2 separate regions of the Homo sapiens genome follow, and region 1 is linked to region 2. Evidence: chromatin loops called from intact Hi-C (ENCODE). Cell type or tissue: PC-3. All regions are shown on one strand.

What was found. Hi-C counts contacts between places; a loop is a spot of excess contacts. Peaks named below come from ENCODE experiments on the same cell type or tissue, not always from the same donor. Only the 100,000 strongest peaks of a DNase experiment are listed, where the experiment ranks them.
Region 1: it touches region 2 in a loop (2.3-fold over the local background); 3 of 110 quality-filtered maps call a loop at or near these places.

Annotation. Positions count from the first base shown.
Region 1 is chr11:94,670,660-94,678,659 of GRCh38, reverse strand. It overlaps PIWIL4-AS1 (PIWIL4 antisense RNA 1), which reads left to right. Exons shown (of 5, transcript NR_135093.1): 4 at 2,878-3,024. Among named protein-coding and RNA genes, the nearest start is that of LINC02700, 37 kb to the right of the region's middle. RefSeq lists an enhancer at 6,352-6,851. In PC-3, no CTCF peak of the experiment used is centred here; DNase peaks (open chromatin) are centred at 199, 3,199, 4,419, 6,909 and 1 weaker place; H3K4me3 peaks cover 515 bases; H3K27ac peaks cover 4,170 bases.
Region 2 is chr11:94,619,789-94,627,788 of GRCh38, reverse strand. It overlaps PIWIL4 (piwi like RNA-mediated gene silencing 4), which reads right to left. Exons shown (of 20, transcript NM_152431.3): 18 at 7,904-8,000; 19 at 7,645-7,792; 20 at 6,368-6,913. The coding sequence ends at 6,797. The region is part of intron 4 of PIWIL4-AS1 (PIWIL4 antisense RNA 1); the gene reads left to right. Among named protein-coding and RNA genes, the nearest start is that of LINC02700, 14 kb to the left of the region's middle. In PC-3, CTCF peaks have their summits at 4,247 and 4,456 (motif pointing left); a DNase peak (open chromatin) is centred at 4,448.

The DNA.
Region 1 (8,000 bases), 51 kb before region 2:
AAGGAAAAACTGAAGGAGTGAGGCCCCCTCGTCAATTATATTACTTTGGTCTACAAGGAGCAGCAATATAGCTTTAGGTTTAAGAAACCTGGCATTGAATTTAGTTCTGTGATTGTAAACAAGTATTTCCACATTTTTTAGTTTGGTTTCCTTGGCTATAGAATGGAGATATTAATACCTTCCCTGCCTGACTCATAAAAATGTTGCCAAGATCACATAAGATAAAACAACGCTAAGTGCCTTGTTGTAAGCCTAGGACAGCCTTGTGGCTGGGACTTTCTCTATCAGTAGTTCTTAACAGGAGGGCTGCAACACCAGCCCTGGTTTTGGCATAGCCGTTGGAAAGACAGAAATGAAGCAGTGGATTGGTGTTCCTCAATTCAGGAAGACTGGCAGGCCCAGGGCATCACGATAGAGGAAAGCCTTGCTTGCAAATCCATCTCCCACTGTTTCAGCTTTGCTCTCAGCCATGAGCTTTTTATACAAAGAGCTGTCACATTTATGGTCTTGCTGAGCTTCACCTCAGTTCTAGGAGGAGAAACCTTTCACTGACAGGAGCTACACAGGAATACAGGAACTAAGGGACAGGACCTGGGACTACACCCCATGCCTCCTGAGGCCCATGCCTGCCCTCTTTCTCTGTATCAGCCACCCTGTTGGAGAGGGAAGTTTTGGTCTGGGGATAGAGAAAGGAAGGGTGATATTACTTTGGAGAATGGGTCACTTCAGAGAGGATAGGTATAGAGTGAGGGAGCTTCAGGAGGACTGTCTAAGAACCACAGCCTAGGATGAGGATCCTGGGGCCTGAGTAAGAAGTAGGAGAGAAAGTGGAGAGAGCCATTTATTCCTTCATTCTGGGAGCCCTTCCAGACAAGTGAGAGCTAAAATGATCAGACCCAGACTGATAACTCGGGCTAGAGTCGCTCAGAGAGTGAGGTAAGGATAAGGTAGGGATGAGGCTGCTGTTGGACCAACCCACAGAGATTGTCAGAGGCATCAGGGTGAGTCTGAGATAATAATCAAAGCCAGGCAGATGAGCAACCAGTTTATTAACCCAAAGGGACGGGTCAGAGGAAAATGTGGTTTCAAGGCCTTGGGACTGACACTGGGGACTCCAGAGCAGGGTGAGAGGGTTTTAAAGGCTGGAGCTGGCAAGGGGGAGGCAGTCTGGGGAAACCCCCTAAGTTAGGGGTTGAATGCTGAAAAGAAGGCTGGAGAAGTGAGAAGTCAGACAAAAAGAGAAAGGGCATGCCTGGGTTTTCCTTTTAGAAAGGCCACTCTAGCTGCACTATGGAGGATAATGATGGGGTAAAAGGGGCAGGAGAAGGCTGAAGGAGGCTGCTGAAGGCCTCATTCAGTGACAGTGGAGACAGAGAAATGAGAGACATGAAAGAGGCAGAATCCACTGGATTTAGTAATAATTTTGAGACAGAGTAGGGACTCCTCTTAAAGGCCTGCTGTCCCCAGCTCTAAGCATGGAAATAAAGGAAAATCTTGGGTTCATTCAGGGGAAATTCCAGGTACCCAGGTAGTCCTGAGAAGTAAATGAGCAACTTGATAAGCTAGAAGGTAATAATAGCTTAAAACACGAGCCAAGGAAGTTAGAGTCACGAGATGTTCCCTCTACAAACTAAAGATGACTCAACTTATGTCCGTGAGCTGTTTTGCAGAACCCCAGGCCCCCATCAAATAGACCCACTGCCACATAGGCCTCAGATAAGGGAGGGCTGAGAACTGAACTCTGACCTCTGTTCTTTGCTCTAAATTTCTTCCTGAGGGACCTGGAGGTAAGGCTATGCCCCTGAGCAAGAACCAACGTTCTTTTCTGACCTCACATTTTTAGACAAAGCTTTGTCTCCTAAGCCAATTGCAAATTAGAAAATCTTTGAATCTACCTATGACCTATAAGCCCCTGCTTTGAGATGTTCCACCTTTTTAGGTTAAACCAATGGATAGCCTCTGTGTATTGATATATGACTGCCTGTAATCTCTTCCTCCCCACCTTTAAAAGCCCTTACTTGCAAGCCATCAGGGAGGATGAGTCTTAAGCATGAGCTGCCCAGTTCTCCTTGCTTGGTGCCCTGAAAATAAATGCCTTCCTTTCTCCTGCTGCAAACTTCTGTATGGATGTTTAGCCTTACTGCACTGGGCAAGTGGACCCTAGCTGGGTTCTGCAACAATTTGAATGGGAGATGATTTGTGAAGGAGATGTCAAGAATGACTTCCAGATTTGCTGACTTAAGAGACTAGAAAACTTAATTCAGGCCCTCACTTTGCCATTATTTTCAAACTTTTAGACCATAAGCTGCTTTTAGGCCTCAGTTTCTACTTCTCAGGATAGGAAAGATGATGTAGAGTAGTAGTGTTCCAATGATGGTCATGGGGCCATCCTGCAGGTGTGGCTGGGCCTCAGGGAAAGAGCCCCAGAGAGGAGTCAGAAGATCCAGCTCACATCTTGACCCAGCCTGTAATGTCAGGAGGGCACAGTATTTCTGAGCCTAGGTCTTCATTTGTATAAATGGAGATAATTATTCATTTATTCAAGAAATACACATTTGGGGCCAAAGATAAAAGGAAGGAAATATGGTCTGTGCCATCTGGAGTGCACAGCTAAGGAGGAGAAGCAGGCCTACAAACCAATAGTTATAAAGGAGCTGAGTAAGTGCCAGAATGATGTAAACTAAACAAATGGAGGCAGTCCAAAGGAAGGAGGGACCAAATGCAAGAGCTGCATCTAGAGATAGGACAAGGGGTAACCAGGAAGATTGAGGGAAAGGTACTGTGGCCTGAGAACTAGGCTGAGCCCTCCCTTGCTGGACCCCTGTCTTTTGATTGCCCTTCCTTGATCCTAACCTCTCTCTCCTGTCATCTAAATAGCAATCCTTTTTCCCACCTGCAAGTGAGGCTCTGAGGGATTCTTCAGAAATCAAGACTTTGACCCACTCCATATTATGAATGCCTCAGCCTACAAAGAGCTTGCCTAACCCAACATCAAGGGGTGGACACGTGATGCTGGACTTCCAGGTACCAGAAACAGGCCTTACTCCACCTTCTATGAGCATATGCCTACACAGGTAGGCTGGGTATTGCATTTTCTGAAGAGCAGATACTGTATTTAATTCATAGTTGTATCCCCAGTGCCTTATGGCAAGCCTGCCATGTGTTTGTGACTAATAATTGTGTGGTGAATGAATCAAGTTCCATAAAGTCTTTAAATTTCAAAGGGTTATTGGCTCCTTTCTCAGCCTTCAGGCAGGATTGTATCTTAATCACCACACCTGGCAGCTGTTCAGGCTCCCTGAACAGGTGGCACCCACCTGAGAAATAGGCAGAGCGAACACAACACTTTCTATAATTTAACTTTCATTCACTAGACAAGTACGCATTGAGAAGCTCCTCTGTGCCAGTCTCTGAACACATAGATGACATCAAGAACATTACAGCCTAATTGGGGGACAGATATTGCGTTCATAATTGCCACACAGTGGAGGCCCAAGGGGGAGGGAATTGGTTCTGCTACAGGGATCTTGCTTGGGAGATGCTTGAGCTGTATCTTAAAAAATGAGTAAGAGTTCAACAGTTGGATAGGATGACAGGGTTAGGGGAGAGCAGGGGACCTGGGATAAGGGAATTTAAGGCAAGAGATGTCTATGTGTATTGTGTTTACAGCAGTGCTATTCAAAGTCCAGATCCACAATGAGATGAGGAATTTGCCCCAGCATTACATCCTTAAATGAGAAAGTCTTACTATAAAAATACTGTCACCTGAACTAAAGTATGTTTGTGACTATTGATTTGCATTCTGGCCCAGGCCCTTCTGTGAATTGGAAACATTGTTTGTGAACAGGCAGCAGATCTGGAGACTACATCACTGCTTTATAGTTAACCAAGTGCTTTTCACACAAGTTCAAGCTCTTTTGCCCCTCAAAAAAAATCCTCTGAAGTTGTCAGGGCAGGTATCATAATCCTCACTTTACAGGTTGGATATTGAAACTCAGAGAGGTTAAGGTTCACATCACCCCACTGGTGAGCAGGGAGGCTGAGATTTAAAGCCAGGAGTGCTCTCCCAGCCCTTTATTCTTCTCCTTCATCAATGGCTTAGGAAGAAAATGAGACTGACTTGAGTAATGACTTCATGGCCAGCATGGCCCTAGCAACAAATGTCAGAGTGTGGGGCATAAGTGTGTCATGCATGTGACCTCCCATGGTATTTCTCATGTTCCTCCGTCTCATATTGCTGTCATGTCTTAAATAGAGACAGGATGACTTTTCCTTTCTAGCCACCCACTCTGGAGTCGCCTCCACCTGCCCTCCCAGGGGAGCTTCCTCCAGCACAGCCTGTGCTTGATATTTCACTACCTGAAAGGACTTGGCATTGGTCCCATGCAAGGAGACTGTCTCATGCATTCACAGAGACAGCAGGCATCTACTCAAAATAGGCTTACCGTTCCACGAATGCCATTCTGGGGTATGCTGCTCTTATCCTGGTAGGTGGGGCCATGATGCTGTTCTGAGCTGTCCTATCTATTCCCTTGGAGTACAGCTTCCTGAGCACAGCCTTTTTTTTTTCCATGCAAAGAAGCCAAAAGCAAATGGAGACAACTACAGGGAAGGTCACATGGGCCGAGAGAGATGGGAGCCTTCCAACCAAAAGAATCATAAATCTTCAGTTATGATCTGGCCGTTTCTCTAAGCAGCAAGCTAGTGGGGAAAACTCAAGGGGCCTGTGCCTGTGATTCCCATGGCCCTCTGACAGTGGGCACATTCTACAAAACTTGAGTGAGCTGCAGATGGTCAATGGCTCTAACAGCTGGCCTCCTGGAATGAAGCCATGCTGCCCATCAATGTCCTGGAGGGGTTCCTACCTGGACAGGGGCTCAGCCAGGGTTTCTCACACCTGCAGACCCTCAGCTGGAAAGTAATCAGAATCTTCAGCCTTTTAAAAGCTAAGTCTTAGAAAAAGCAATATAGACTCACACTGCCAAGGAGGATTAAAGAAAACTACTGGAGAGATTCTTGCTATATGTGTCTTCCTTCACCTTGGCCTGGAGTCACATATTCTGAAGTAGTGCCATAATGAGGAAAGAGAAAGAGCACTGGCTGGCAGTCAGAAGGCTATCCTGGCCTCAGTGCCAAATCTCCTTTGGCCCAGGGAAAATCCGTTAACCTTTCTGGGCCTCTGTTTTCTGCCATATAAAATGGGGTACTGTCCTAGCTACCCCGGGAATGGGAGATGATCCCAACCAATGCCCAAAGGCTTTGATGAGACATCAGACTTCAGCTGGCCATATCTTTGGCCACAGTATCTGCCATATTATTTACCTGTCTATTCTGTATACCTATATCTATTTTCCCAATATACTTCTCCTCTGATTATTACTCTCTCTCTGTTCTTTAGAAAAACCCTTTAAGATCTTCCCTTGCTATCTTCATTCCACTGTGAGCAGCTTGAAGTCAGGACCCTCCCCTTATTTTTGTTCATAGAACCTAGCATAGTACCTACCTGACCCAATAAGTGTCCATTGAATAAGAGATTGATATTTTCCACAAACAGAACATGACTCCGAAATAATTTTTTATATTTAACAAGCAAGTATATCAATTTACTATGCACCAGGCATTATTCTTAGCATTAAACACATATTAACACATTTAATAGTGTCACGGGATCCTTGGGGTGTCGCTTTGCCAGCTGGAAACCTCTGTGGCTGGTGGCGCCTTCTGCCTGAGTATTGCTTGCACCAACTGGGTTCGTTCCACCCACTCAGCCTGGCAGGCTGTGCTTGGCTCACGCTCTCAGCCCTGATCCCACACCTGCCAAGGGCAAGCCAGGTGCAGAGTGGCAAGGGGTGCGTGGGCAAGTGAGTGTGGGGTCTGGCCACTGTGCACATCCAGGCGTGCTGACTGCTGTGGCAGAGCAGGCAGCTCCAGATGCTGGCACAGGTGCTGGCTCCATGTGAGACTCCAGCTGGACCAGATGTACCACATGCAGCTTCCACTGCGGGCACCCATTTCTGAATGAAGGGAACATAGTGGTGCCTGGAATCTTGGAGACACCAGGGACTGCAGAGCCCCAAAGAGGGTGTCATAGCCCTGGCTCAGGGAGCCCCTAGTTCTGAGCTCCGTGAAGGGCTGCAACTCTTCTCTCCTTTTCATTGCCTGCAATGTGGTCAGCCAGGGGGAGTGTTTCAGCCCCGTTTGTGTTATAGCTCCTTCAGTCCTGCCATTTGGCAGGTCCTGATTTCTTGTCCCACATCCAGGAAGAATGAGGTATACATACAACTGGAGAGTGAGCAAGGCAAAGAGAAGCTTCACTGAGTAACAGAACAGGTCTCAGGAGACATGCAGTGGGTAGCTCCTTTCTGCAGGTCGTCCTGACTAGCGTCCAGCTCTCAGCCGAAAAGAGACCTGCAGTGGTTAGCTCCTATCTGCAGGCAGGTCATCCCAACATCTCTGTGAGTCTGGCTGAGTCTGGGGTTTTTGTGGGCTTCTGAAGGGAGCAAGTGCATGCTAACATATCCATAGGTAGCCATAAGTGGGCCTAGATAAAGCATCATAAGTTCTCACTCCCAGCCACGAACTCCACCAGGAACTGGCAGCCCAGCCCTCATGTTTCAGGTCATCCCTTGCTTGAAGGTGGGACATCACATGTGGCATGCCCCTTTCTGCCCAGGAGCCTGTCTGCCTCCTGTTGCCAACAACATGTTGTCCACAGCGCACAGGCTGTTTGTGCTGAGGGGTTCCTGCAGGCCTGCTCCGAGCTACCCTCAGCCCTGCCTTTGGCCTCCCTTCCATGATCATTGGTGCCCAAAGTCTAGAGGGGGCCAAGGCAGCAGGGGACTGGCATGTCAGTGCTGCCCTGAGCATGTGCACACCCAGCTGAGTCATAATAGCAACTGGCCTCAGCCACAACTTTGCTCTGAAATCGGAGCAGGCACTGGGAGCAGGAAGAGGCCAGGCAGCAGAAGCAGGCACTTCCAAGCCTGTGGGGGTTGAGGGGGGTTGCCAGGCCCCTGAGAGCACAGAGATGCCCAGTCTGCAGCCATGGCTGGGTGGCTGCAGCTGCGCCCAGCAGGGTGGGGCTCCCACCCAGCCAACTCCAAAGGGGAACGGGGCTCCCACCTGTTCCTAGCTCCCGTGGGCTCTATAGAGCATGTAGCCCCTGCTGTGCCTCCCCTGCTGCAGCCAGCATCTTCACAGCAGCCACTCCAGATGGGCCACCACTGCCATCAGTAGCCATCATTGTTATACCTGTTTTGTATATTAACATTTATGTCTAATAATTCCAATAACTGGCTCCTCTATTGGTCTGTTTCTCTTGTCTATTTTTCTCGTTTTCATCCTTTCTTCTTGATCTCTAGTATATCTGATGATCTGAAGTTGAACGCCAGTAATTTTGCATGAAAATGGTGGAGGCCTTTCAAGGCTCTGGATGATATGTTTTTCCAGAGAGGATTTACTTCTGCTTCTGAAGGCAATCCAGATCGAGACAAGTCAGTTAATCAACTCCGTAATTGAACCGATTTGAATCTGTGCTTTAGTCTTTGTGATGTCCAGCCTGTTTCCAATTCATCATTGCTCCTGGAGTGTTGACCTTCCATGTGTTTACCAGTGTCCCTCCACCTTGGTGGGCTCTTAATCCCAATTTTTAACTTCCAAAAAATGACCACTGAAAGCTTTGCTTAGCTTCTCAGCTCTTTAGCCACCATTTTCTGCCCAGTTTTTGGGTCTCTTGGCTGCCTCTTAGAAGTCAGAAAATACCTTGAGGGGTGTATCAGTCTGTTCTTGCACTGCTATAAAGAACTACCTGAGACTGGGTAATTTATTTTTAAAAAAGATGTTTAACTGGCTCACAGTTCTGTGGGCTGTACCGGCTTCTGCTTCTGGGGAGGCCTCAGGAAACTTACAATCATGTTGAAAGGTGAAGGGGAAGCAAGCACGTCTTCAATGGCAGAGCAGGAGAGAGAGAGTGAAGTGGGAAGTGCTACACACTTTAAAAT
Region 2 (8,000 bases):
CTTATCTTCCAGTAGGAGCTGTTGGATTATTCTTGGCCAGTGGGCCCTGGGTCAGATGAAAGTGCAACATACAGGTTAACAGTGCAACATACAGCCTTTTGACAACAGCTCTCAAAAGTTGTTTACATTTCATGTCTGAGATCTTGAAGTGTGTTAGAAAGATTTAAGAGTAAATTTTCCCAAAGGAAATTGTTAACTCAAAGCCAGTGATATGGTTTGCCTTTGTCCCCACCCAAATCTTATCTTGAATTCCCACGTGTTGTGAGAGGGACCTGGTGGGAGTAATTGAATCATGGGTGCAAGTCTTTCTCATGCTGTTCTTGTGACAGTGAATGAGTCTCATGAGATCTGACAGTTATAAAAGGAGACGTTCCCCTGTACAAGCTCTCTCTCTTTGCCTGCTGCCATCCATGTAAGACGTGACTTGCTTCTCCTTGCCTTCCACCATGATTGTGAGGCTTCCCCAGCCACATGGAAACTGTAAGTCCAATTAAACCTCTTTCTTTTGTAAATTGCCCAGTCTCAAGTATGTCTTTATCAGCAGTGTGAAAATGGACTAATACAGTAAATTGGTATCAGAAGTGGGGTGCTGATGAAAAGATACCCAAAAATGTGGAAGCAACTTTGGAACTGCATAACAGGCAGAGGTTGGAACAGTTTGGAAGGGTCAGAAGAAGACAAGAAAATGTGAGAAGGTGAGAAGGTTTGGAACCCCCTAGAGACTTGTTGAATGGCTCTGCCCAAAATGCTCATAGTGATATGGACAATAAGGTCCAGGCTGAGGTGGTCTCAGATGGAGATGAGGAACTTGTTGGGAACTAGAACAAAGGTGACTCTTGTTATGATTTAGCAAAGAGACTGGCGGCATTTTATCCCTGCCCTAGAGATTTGTGGAACTTTGAACTTGAGAGAGATGATTTAGGGCATCTGGTGGAAGAAATTTCTAAGCAGCAAAGCATTCAAGAGGTTAGTTGGGTGCTGCTAAAGGCATTCAGTTTTGAAAGGGAAACAGAGAATAAACATTTGAAAAATTTGCAGCTTGACAATGCAATAGAAAAGAAAATCCCATTTTCTGAAGAAAAATTCAAGCCAGCTACAGAAATTTGTGTAAATAATGAGAAGCTGAATGTTAATCACCAAGACAACGGGGAAAATGTCTCCAGGACATGCCAGAGATCTTTGCCACAGCCCCTCCTAGCACAGTCTTGGAGGCCTAGAAGGAAAAAGTGGTTTTGTGGGTGAGGCCCAGGGTCCCTGTGCTGTCTGCAGCCTAGGGACTTGGTGCCCTGTGTCCCAGTCACTCCAGCTGTGGCTGAAAGGAGCCAACGTAGAGCTCAGGCCATGGCTTCAGGGAGTGCAAGCCTCAAGCCTTGGCAGCTTTCACGTGGTATTGAGCCTGTGAGTGCATAGAAGTCAAAAATTGAGGTTTGGGAACCTCTGCCTAGATTTCAGAAGTTGTATTGAAATGCCTGGATGCCCAGGCAGAAGTTGTATGCAGGGCTAAGGCTCTCAGAGAACCTCTGCTAGGGCAGTGCAGAAGGAAAATGTGGGATTGGAGCCCCGACACAGAGTCCCTACTGGGGCACTGCCTAGTGGAGCTGTGAGAAGAGGACCACTATCCTATCCTCCAGACCCTAGAATTGTAGATCCACCACAGCTTGCACTGTGCACCTGGAAAAGCTGCATACAATGCCAGCCTGTGCAAGCAACAGGAGGGGGGCTTTACCCTGCAAAGCCACAGGGGTGGAGCTGCTGAAGACTGTGGGAACCTACCTCTTGCATCAACATGACCTGGATGTGAGACATGGAGTCAAAGGAGATCATTTTGGAGCTTTAAGATCTGACTGCCCCACTGGATTTCTGGACTGGCATGGGGCCTGTAGCCCCTTTGTTTTGGCCAATTTCTCCCATTTGGAAAGGCTGTATTTATCCAATGCCTGTATCCCCATTGTATCTAGGAAGTAACTAACTTGCCTTTGATTTTACTGGCTCATAGGCGGAAGGGACTTGCCTTGTCTTGTATGACACTTTGGACTGAGGACTTTTGAGTTAATGCTGAATTGAGTTGAGACTTTGGGGAACTGTTGGGAGGGCACGATTGGTTTTGAAATGTGAAGATATCAAATTTGGGAGGGGCCAGGGGCGGAATGATATGGTTTGGCTGTGTTCCCACCCAAATCTTATCTTGAATTCCCACATGTTGTGGGAGGTACCCAATAGAAGGTAATTGAATCATGGGAGCAAGTCTTTCCCATGCTGTTCTTGTGACAGTGAAAAAGTCTCATGAGATCTGATGGTTTTAAAAAGAGGGGTTCCCCTGCACAAGCTCTCTCTTTGCCTGCTGCCATCCATGTAAGGTGACATGCTTCTCCTTGCCTTCCACCATGATTGTGAGGCTTCCCCAGCCACGTGGAACTGTAAGTCCAATTAAACCTCTTTTCTATAAATTGCCCAGTCTCAGGTATGTCTTTATCAGCAGTGTGAAAACGGACTAATACACCTAGTATTTAAAAAGTTATGATATCTCTAGGTAAAAGGTTTTTAAAAATGTTTTATGTTGTGGTTGACAAAGTGCTTAAGATTAAAAATAGACTTATTTTTATTAAAAGGTAAAGAGTCATTTAATAGGGAAGAAAGTTGTGTCAGTTTGGGTCCCTTAAGAAGCACACACCAAGACAGAATTAAGCATTCAGAAGATTTACTGGGAGAAACACCTGTGAAGAATACTGGTGAGAGGAAGTAGGAGTGACTAGGGAGGGCCTTAAGACCTCAGTGCTAATCTGAAATACATGAAACGGAGTGGGAAGGAAAGAGGATCAGTAGAAAAAGCTCAAAACTTTAGTGCAGTTCTTAGAAAACCTTGGTCAAGACAAAGTGGGTTCCCCTACTGTGTTAAGTCTATTCTCACACTGCTGTAAAGAACTACCTGAGACTGGGTAATTTATGAAGAAAAAGAAAAGAGATTTAATTGACTCACAGTTCCACAGGCTGTGCAGGAGGCATGGCTGGGGAGGCCTCAAAAAACTTACAATCATGGCAGAAGGCCAAAAAGGGAGCAAGGACATCTTCACATGGCAGCAGGAGAGAGAGAGAGAGAGAAGGGGGAAGTGCTACACATTTTCAAACAACGAGATATGGTAAGAACTCACTCACTATCATGAAAACAGCAAGGGGGCAATCCACCCTCACGGTTTAATCACCTCTCACCAGGCCACTCCTCCAACACATGGGGATTACAATTCAACATAAGCTTTGGGTGGGGACACAGAGCTAAACACAGCATATTACCTATCAGAGACTAATAGTGGAGTCCCATGTTGGGCAGAAACAACCCAGATCTATTACCTCTCCTGTGCTCAGTAATGGGCTAGAATCAGTCTGGGGAGGGTATGGTCTCATCACCCCTGTGGTGGATCCTGAAGCTGTAGCATTTAGAGGCTGTCAGCCAACTATGCTCCTTGCAGAAGGTTCTTTTAAAGGATAATCTGATGGGCCACTCCATGGTGGCCACAGAAATGTATTTAAAGTATACTTTCTTCCAGAGTCTCTCCCTCAGTTCTCAAAATAAAAGAAAAACTACAAAATCCTTTCTATAAAATAGGAACTGGTAGATTGTTTATTTCTAGAGACAATATTAAGCTTTCCCTTAAGTAGAATTGTAGAATTCAGAATCTAGTACAGTGCCTGGCACATAATAGAAACCCATAACTATTTGTTAACTAAATTGTGCCATTTGATTCATTTCCTCTCCTCAGGTCTAATAAGATGATACCCTTTATTAAGGCCAGATACTTCAGATTTGACATTTCTAATCCTTACAATAACTCTACAATGCAGACATTGTTAGACATTTTTACAAGTAGATACACTGAGGCTCAGAGAGGTTAAGTAACTTGCCCAATGTCACACGACTATAAGTGGTGGTTCTAGGATTCAAATCCAGTGCTGCTCTGAAGCCTGGCACAGGCTCCCTTTCCTCTTTGTCCTTGGTAGCCTAAGGAAAACTAATTAATGCATGTGAGAGGTGGCAATCACATAACGTGAAGCTGAAATAGGTCTCATATATTATCTAAACCAGTATTCCTCAGCCCTGGCTGAACATCAGAACCATTTCGAGAACTTTTAAAATATTCGGATGATCAGGCCCCATCTCAGACCATTTAAATCACTATTTTGAGAGGTAGACCCAGGCATCTCTATTTTTTTGTTCTAAAGCTTTTAAACATGGGAACTTCTAATCTTCTCAAGATTAGGCACCACTGGTCTTGTCCAAGCCCTCTCATATTACAGATTGGGTAACTGAGTCCCAGAAAGTGAAGTTATCACATCTGACAACCAAACGTGCTGGAACCAGAGCTCATATGAAGATTTCTTAGTCCCATGTTGCCCTCTAGGAGTTTACCTGAAATTGTTTGTTGAAGCCTATGACACTGCCATGATGAAGGACTCTATTCACACAGCAGTCCTTGTGTGCCCTCTGGTGGGTTAAAGGGGTAAGAAGTCATTTCCTGGGGCAGTACTTAAAAGGGTGGGTGGGCGCTCTGCAGAAGGTTGTATTGCCTAATCAAAATGTTTCGTGTGGATTTATACAAGCTGGCTGGTTAGGTAGTGGGGATTTATATCACCGTTCTACTTTGAAGGAAGAAAACAACAAGATAAACAAAAACAAAACCCACCACCTTGAATTGGATCAGTGCCTTGTCTCCAAAGACTTGCTATATAATGCCATCTTTTTTTTTTTTTTTTTTTTTTCTGAGACAGAGTTTTGCTCTGTCGTCCCAGGCTAGAGTGCAGTGGTGCAATCTCGGCTCACTGCAAGCTCTGCCTCCCGGGTTCACGCCATTCTCCTGCCTCAGCCTCCCGAGTAGCTGGGACTACAGGTGCCCGCCATATAATGCCATCTTTAAATCCCATAAGGCACTACCTCACATTAGTGCTCTGGGAGAAATTTTTTAAATCTTAGAGTATCTTTTATCAAGGGTGTAGACTCTTTTGGTTCATCTTACAGGTTTTGCAAACAAACCTGAGGACAAATTCTAGCTCCACAATTTATTAATCTCATAAACTTCAGTGAGTCACGTGGTATCTTTAATCCCCAGCTTTACCATCTGAAATGGTCATTATAACCTAATTTATACAGTTCTTGTGGAGATTAAATGTGTATATGTAGGCATGGCACTGGCCCTGAAACTTATTAAGTCCCCTCCACCCTCATGCTTCACAAAATGGTTATCCTATTATTGGTAGACCCCTGTTGGGTGCATTTCTACTATGTCTGGACAAAACTCTCAAATAGGAAAAGAATATTTTCAGTGCAAAGTGATGTAACCTGTGCATTGGCATCCCTCCTGTGGCCTGCTTCCCTTGTCCCCAGAGAGCACTTGCCACTCTCCTGCCACCCTTTGTTGCAGACTTCCACAGACCTTCCCGTGGTAAGCAGAATTTGAACTCTGATCTATCCCTCATCAAAATATCTTTTGCATGTAGCTGTATTCTCATTCCTGGGGCATTCCAACATGAAAAGGTTGAGAAGATGAGGAAAAGCCACAAAAGGAGACAGCATGAGTGATCAATATGCAGTAGGAGAGAAATCAGGAGAGTGTTATTCTACAGGCCAAATAAAGAATGTCTCAGAGGGAGGAAATGATTGACTGGGTCAAGCAAGACAAGGACCAAGAGGTGACCATTGGATTTAGCAAAGTGGAGGTTATTGGTGGTGTTGACTAAGGCAAGTTTGCTGTAGTGGTTGTGGTGAAATTGTGATTGGAATACAGAATTGGATACATCAAGCACAGACTCTTCTTTTGCGATGTTTTTCCTGTAAAGAAGTGCCAGGCAATGGGGTGGAAGCTAGAGGAAATGGCTTTTTAAGATGAGAGAAATAACAGCATATTTATAATGCCAGTGAGAATGAGCCAGTAGTGAGAGAGAAAACTGATGATGCAGAAAGGAGAAGGGAGAACTGCTAGAGCAGCATCCTTCACAGGTCAGAGGGATTGAGATTTAGTACAGAGGTGGAGCGCCTTATAGGAACAGACATGCTGCACTCATAATAAAGGGAAGGGCAGGCAGAGTCTATGGGTACAGATGCCGTTAGGTGAAGGTAGAGATAACGAGAGGTTTGCAAAAGTTCTCTTCTGATAGCTTCCTTTTTATCAGTAAATAGGAAGCAAGGTCATCACTGGGAGAAGCTGCTATTAAGTGAAATAAAGTCCCATCAAGAGAGCAAGTGATCAGCTCAGTTTCCGAAATAGAACTCAAAGATTAATGGTGATGTGCTCTAGTGGGTAAGAGGTTTTGCTGAAAATACTTCAATTATGAGGTTCACATGTAATATCAACGTAAAATTCAAATAACAATAAACACATGATGTTCTGAACTTTATTTTCAACTATTTAAACCACTCTACAAAATGCTCTACAACATTAAGAAAACCTCAGCAAAATTTGGGGTGGGAATTAGACTCTGTTTATCTGTCATCAAAATATCACGCAAACACTTATTTTAAGTGTTTAACTTAAGATATTTAACTCTGTGGAATTCTTTGTAGATGATGGTATATTTAAATTCCACATATGACAATGAAAATTTACCCCAAGCATACAACTCTTTAAAACAAAATAACACACATTTTTTAAAACTGTTTCAGATTAAGTTGTTTTGCTTTTTTTCCTAGACATGAAAACTAAGCTCAATCTTTTTCCCCAGTCACAGCCTTGAGCTTATGGCAGATTTGCACAAAGTATACCAATTTCTTCTTGGATTGTCCATCTAGTGATGCCAGTAGTTCATGCCATCACAGGTAGAAGAGATGGTTGGCTAATTCCAGACTGGGTTCTTTATGAATGCTTTGTGCCACCAGAAAGGTCAGCTTGTGAGCATACTGACATGGTGCTGGGACACTGACTATGCCCTGAGGAGAAAAAAGTATTGATAATAATTAAGAGATTACCTTGTTCTTCAAAGAGATTTTTTCTGATTTTACTTTGTCTACTGGTTACACAGATAATAGAATGGGCTTCTGGGTAAACAACAGGTAACCTCAACCAACAAAAGGTAACCTAACTTACTGGGAACTTAAGCTCACTGGGGAGGATGGAGTGAAAAGTCACTCTGGCTTCATGGTGCTGGGAGTAGGGAGCCATCACACTTCAGACTAGTCTTTGTCCTGTGATCTCAAGTTTGGAACTCCTTGGAGGAGCTTCGTGCAAACCTTGGGCTTGGCCTTTGGGAACAGCTCTTGGCCTAATGCACAGGAACAAAGGGCAGACCCAGGCCTGTTAACACTTCCCCACCAGGCACATCTGAGTTGGCTTCAATTTCTTCATCTGTAACATGTAAATAACAATACCCTGATTTCCTCCCAGGTTTGCATAAGATAATGTATATAACAAAGTCGTCTAGAAACTGTAACTATTAATGTATTATAATAGTTATTGTTATTTTGTTTCTATGATAGACTGCTTTCCTCCCACTGTGGACTCAAGAAGTGATTCATTCATTGATTCATTCATTCATTCATTCCTTCTTTAGGAAATATCAGGTATTGTGCTATATCTAGGGATACAAAGATGACGTGTATGATAATTCCTAGGTGGGACTCTTGAGTATCATATTTACATTAAGTAAACAGCTTTCACTCACCGGCCAGTTGTAGTACAGGTGGCACAATTTGAATGTAAGTCTCTGCATATGGTCGGGCTTCAAGCCGTTGTCATCATAGATGACATTATAGTAGGTAGGACTAACAGTTCCCCGGCAGGCCACCTGGCTGATCAGATAAAAGTCATACCTGAGGGGGAAAATGGAATGAATGTAGGAAAGAAGGCAAACAGAATAAGGTCAAACATAAACTGGACGCAATGAATGTTTTGTTAAAAATTGATTTTCCAGCGGCACTTGCCATTCGTTACGTGTTGCTTCTGAATCCACAACAGTGCCAAGTGGGGGGTTCTGTACAGTGCGGTTCATTTCGGTAAAGAATCGTGGCATGCACTTCT